Linked DNA regions of Homo sapiens: region 2 is linked to region 1. A link is a loop called in an ENCODE intact Hi-C map of the cell type or tissue named here. Cell type or tissue: MCF 10A. All regions are shown on one strand. Links, peaks and the distances in the headings refer to the core of each region. The heading gives the core; the rest is flanking DNA.

Region 1 (2,806 bases), core at 35-2,534:
TTTCACCATATTATGCGGGTTTCTAAAAACAGCATTAAAATTTCACTTCATTTAAAATTTCAAACAATGTAGGATTAAAATGTAGACATCTCCCAATTCTACATTATCCATTTCATTCCTTAAGAGCAAAGAGTATTTGCAGTTTGGGGTGAAACCTTCTATACATTTGCTATGTATGTACCACACATACACGCGGGTGCAATGATTTCCTCCCTTCTGTGATGCCATCAGATGCAAAATCCAGGAGTGAATTGGTGCCACTCCTCCAGGTTACTGTCCCCTCCCATTGCGTCCTCTCCCACTGTGCCCCAAGTGTAGGCACACCCCAATCCCTTTCTCCACAGCAAGGCTGATCAAGTAAGTGATGGTTTGCATAGAGATACTGACATTTTGAGAAATAACTGGCAGGAATTACATCACCTAACAAGCCAGAAAATGAAACTAGATATTACACATTATTGCTCTGGAACTGGACAGCCTAGATTCATATCCCAGCTTTTCTACTCACTAATGGTCTGACTTTGAGAAAATTACTGAGGTGTCTCAATTTTCTCATTTGTGAAATGAAGATAATAATGGTACCTGCCTTATAGGATTGTTTACAGAATTATATTACATACATGAGAAGAGCCCATAGCCATGCTGGGCAAGAAAGAGAGCTCAGCAAATGTTAAATTTGTTTAACTCTTCAAAAAAATCATACATTATACTATAAGGCAGGGGTTAGCAAGCTTTTTTGGTAAAGGATCACATAGTAAATACTTTAGGCTTTGGGAGCCATGTGGTCTCTGCCAAACTCTTCAACTCTGCACAGGGGAAAACAGCCCTAGACGATACATAAGTGCATGAGTCTGGCATCTTCCAATAAAGCTTTATTTATGGATACTGACATTTGAATTTTATATAATGTCACAAGTCATGAAATATTGTTCTTTTAAAAAATTTATTTCTCAATCATTTTAATGTAAAAAATCATTCTTCACTCCTGGGCCATGCAAAATCAGGCGGTGGGCTGGATTTGGCCTACGGGCTGTAGTTCACCAACAAATCTCCTCACCACCATCACCCCACTTAGCCACTTCTGCACCCTCTCTTCACCAGGTCTCCATCTCCCTGTTTTTGCTCATCTTTCCTCTATAGGAGAAAGCAAAACTCAGTAACTACATTTCTACCCAAGAAGAGTCCTTTCCCATTAGGACACAGGGAGCATGGTCCCTCTGTCTCAGGCTGTACACTCCAGGTTGAGCTCTGCCCTCAACCTCTGCAAACTAGAGGGACCGGGGAAAATGATCACATGTGTTGTAGGTAGAAGCCTGCCCTCTGCTGGGGACATATATTTTGTCTGCATAGCGGTCAACTGCTTGAGTCCACCAACTTCTTTAACTTGTCCCTTGGTAATTGACATGGTTTGGATGTGTGTTCCCACCCAAATCTCATGTTGAACTGTAATCCCCAGTATCAGAGGTGGGTCCTGGTGGGAGATGATCGGATTGTGGGGGTGGATTTCTCATGAGTAGTTTAGCATCATCCTCTTGGTGCTATCGCAATAATGAGTGACTTCTTGCAAGATCTGGCTATTTGAAGGCATGGCACCTCTTTCTCTCTCTCTCTCTCTCTCTCTCTCTCTCTCTCTCTCTCTCTCTGTCTGTCTCTGTCTCTCTCTCTCTCTTCCTCCTGTTCCCACCATGCGAGATACCTGCTCCCCCTTTACCTTCTACCACAATTGTAAGCCTCCTGAGGCCTCCCTGGAAGCAGATGCCTGTGTTATGCTTCCTGTATAGCCTGCAGAACTATAAACCAATTAAACCTTTTTCTTAATAAATTATCCAGTCTCAGATACTTCTTTATAGCAATGCATAAACAGCCTAATACAGTAATGAGTGTTTCTATTATATTGTTTCCAGGTTCCAGGTTTGCACTATTACAAAGAATGCTGCATTTTCTCATAAAATCCTCAAACAACTCTATGAAAGGGGAACAATTTAATCCCATTTTACGGATAAAGGAATGGAGGCACAGAAAAATGAAGTAATTTGGCTAATCTCACACATGGTTATAATGGTTAAGTGGTCTGTGATGGTTAATACTGAGTGTCAACTTGACTGGATACAAAGTATTGATCCTGGGTGTGTCTGTGACCGTGTTCCCAAAGGAGATTAACATTTGAGTCAGTGGGCTGGGAAAGGCAGACCCACCCTTAATCTGGGTGGGCACCATCTAATCAGCTGCCAGTGTGGCTAGAATATAAGCAGGCAGAAAAATGTGAAAAGAGAGACTGGCCTAGCCTCTCAGCCTACATCTTTTTCCCATGCTAGATGCTTCCTGCCTTCAAACACAGGACTCTGAATTCTTCAGTTTTGGAACTTGGACTGGCTCTCCTTGCTCTTCAGCCTGCAGATGGCCTATTGCAGGACCTTGTGATCATGTGAGTTAATACTTACTAAACTCCCCTTTATATATATATATATATTCCATTAGTTCTGTCTCTAGAGAACCCTGACTAATACAGGGACCCTGGAGAATCTCCGACCTGCCCCACAAGTGTTTACATTAGATACTTTTATGCAGATGAGGGAACTTGCCCAGGGCCTTGTCTGAGCATGCCCACATGTGCACTTGGGAAAAGGTGGGGGGGAGCCACAGGCAGTGGGAGGAGCCTGGCCTCTTCAGTTCCTGTGCAGTGGCCTGCGATTCAATCTGTGAGGTGGGAGGCCTGTTAGCAGGACTCCATTTTGCTTTGCTGAGTTTTTTTTTTTTCTTTTTTTCTCTTTTCACCCAATAAAATCCTGTTCTACTCACCCTTCAG
Region 2 (2,806 bases), core at 151-2,650, 67 kb before region 1:
TACAAAATAAAAATTTTAAAAATTAACCAGGCGCAGTGATGCACACCTGTCATCCTAGCTACTCTGGAGGCCGAGGCAGGATTGTCGCTTGAGCCCAGGAATTCGAGGCTGCAGTGAACCGTGATTGTGCCGCTGCACTCCAGACCTGGTGACAAAGGAAGACCTTGTCTCTAAAACAAATTTATAACAATAAAAAATATTTATGGATTTAATATTTATGGATAAAAATATTTATGGATTTAATATTTATGGATTTAATATTTATGGATAAAAATATTTATACCATTTGTGGATTATGCATTAGTGATATCAATAAGACCTGGCCCATCAGGTCCAGCACAGAGGGAAAAGGATCTAATTATTTGGCTTTTCCCTACTCTTTAAATTGTTTGAGCATCGGCTCAAATGAGTTTAGTGATCACCACCTTTTTTTTTTTTTTTTACCTTTTATCTTTCCCATGTTTGTTTGTCCAGCGTAAATACCTAAGATTTCTTCATTCATGCAATACAGTTAGCTGAAATAGCCTCAAGTTTGTGAAAAATAACCTTTCAGGATTCCAGTATTCAAGCACTGCCTATCAAGTCACATCATCATTGAGCTAAAGTAGGTTAGTTAACAATATCAGTTAATTAGATTCTTTTTTTGTGTATATCCTTCCCCTGAGGAAAGTTGAAGTGATAATTTTAAAAAATGGGTTTATAGAAAATAGTTTCTGTCTAAAGAAGATGGATAAGAATGATCAAATTCATTTGTAGGAAAAGAATAGGGCTTAGAACACCTGAGGAGAAACAGTCATAAACATCAAATTTTACCTCTAATTGAAAGGGATGATATTAAGAGACTGTAAGTGCTTCATGGCTTTATGTTTTTGTTTGTTTGTTTGTTTTTTGAGACAGAGTCTCACTGTGTCACCCAGGCTGGAGTGCAGTGGCACAATCTCGGCTCACTGCAACCTCTGCCTCCCAGGTTCAAGCGATTCTTGTGCCTCAGCCTCCCGCTGGCTAATTTTTGTATTTTTAGTAGAGATGGGGTTTCACCGTATTGGCCAGGCTGGTCTCGAACTCCTGACCTCGTGATCCACCTGCCTCAGCTTCCCAAAGTGCTAGGATTACAGGCGGAAGCCACCGTGCCTGGCCAGCTTTATGTTTTTAAGCCCATGTCTGCATCATTTTCTGTAACACAGCTTTAGTCCTTTAATGTTATTTCACAAGTGACCAGAAGGCGTCGCTAAAAGACATTTTTCTCTGGGGACGGTTCTCTTGCTTTCAGCCCAAGGCCAAGGAACAGACATCCTTGGCTGGAATGATGGTGCATCTTTTATCTAGCAAGTCAGATTTCAGCTCTGTGTTTCAATCAACTGTAAAATCTTCGGGCCATCTTAGAAAAGGGACTTTATTATTTTTCCAGACATGCTGTCTTCCGAATAAATGAAATTCAAAATGTTAAAACGAGGCGGCTGTGGTCATATCTTGGCCCAAGCCGCCTCTCTTACCTAGATTATGGTTCCATCACAAGGAAGAGTTTGGTGCTGAACTCTTTGTGGCGGGCATGTTTTCCTCCTAGATTGGCACTGTTGAAGAAAAGCGGGGAGGAAGATTGGAGAAACAGACTCAGCAGGAGGCAGGAGGGCGGCAAGGCGCCGGCCAGCAGCCTGCACACCCAGGAAGCAGGGCGGTCCCTCATCAAGAAGGTAACATTCCCCATGTTAGGAAAAGCCTTCCGACTAACATCACTCTTGGAAGTGCATCAAAAAGACAAGCGTGTGCCACCTAATTCCTACTCTGTGAAGCATTTGTGCATTTTTGCCCTTAGGGTACACACTGAGAGTCTGTCACAGAGCAGCTAAAATTGGGCAGAAGGCTGTGCCTGGAGATGTTTTAAAACTGGGATCAGCAACACACACACACTATGTCAGCAAGCAAGTGCCTGAATTTTAAAGTGTGGACTTTTTCTTCAGTTTAAAAACCTTCTTAAATGAAGTCTGGCTTTCATGTGTTATTAAAGCCTTTATAATGAAAAAAATTGAATTCACCACTAATATCTTTAAGTTCCATGTAAAATACAGACTTGTGTTTCCCATGCAGAGATTTTAAACCTAAGTATAAAAAATAAGGACATAATTGTGGTTTATGAGTATTTAGTTCATCATTTAAGCGTGTTTCATGAGTAGCTATGCCTTTTATTGAGAATGTACAGTAATGTATAAGTTGAAACAAAATTAGGTAATGCATGGTGATCAATACTAGCAAGCATTTCATATGCGAAAGTATTGATGAATTGTTAAATCACAGATGTGATGATGACCAGCTTTTGACCAGGTAGTGCACACTTTTGAAACTGATGGTGACTTACTTGCTGGCTGGCCCTACAATTGCAAATGCACCTTCTGGCTGGAGGCGAAATGATGCACCGGTGACACACTCCCTGGTCACTTTCTAGGATCAGAAGTCTTCAAGTAGAAAAGAAAAAGAATGCTTTCAACCCGATGATCCCCAGGCCCCTTCTAGCTCTAAAATAAGTTAAGCATCTGTGGAAGGGAGAGATGATGAGTGTGACTTTCATGCATTAAGAAACGTACATAAAAATGAGATGTGCACATAGAAGTGTGAGTCAGGAGTTCTGACACTATTTCCTCTGATACTTCTGTGTCTTCTTAGGTTTCACTGGAATGGCAATTTGAATTCTCTTCTTTGAGACATACATGGTGTTAAAGATGATTTAACTAAAGACATTTAAGCCTTGGCCATTTGTAAAATTCTCAAATATAACTAGATATTTAGAAAGTATATGCATGTGCATATTTTT

What was found. A loop is a pair of places that touch in the nucleus more often than their neighbours do. Peaks named below come from ENCODE experiments on the same cell type or tissue, not always from the same donor. Only the 100,000 strongest peaks of a DNase experiment are listed, where the experiment ranks them.
Region 2: it touches region 1 in a loop (8-fold over the local background); 2 of 110 quality-filtered maps call a loop at or near these places.

Annotation. Positions count from the first base shown.
Region 1 is chr10:29,444,140-29,446,945 of GRCh38, reverse strand. All of the region lies in intron 2 of SVIL-AS1 (SVIL antisense RNA 1), which reads right to left. Among named protein-coding and RNA genes, the nearest start is that of SVIL-AS1, 36 kb to the right of the region's middle. In MCF 10A, for the core only: a CTCF peak has its summit at 1,317 (motif pointing left); a DNase peak (open chromatin) is centred at 1,305.
Region 2 is chr10:29,511,620-29,514,425 of GRCh38, reverse strand. SVIL (supervillin) reads left to right here. Exons shown (of 38, transcript NM_021738.3): 17 at 1,565-1,691. It overlaps LOC124902401 (a long non-coding RNA gene), which reads right to left and starts at 1,577. Exons shown (of 2, transcript XR_007062099.1): 1 at 1,494-1,577. In MCF 10A, for the core only: a CTCF peak has its summit at 1,224 (motif pointing right); a DNase peak (open chromatin) is centred at 1,235.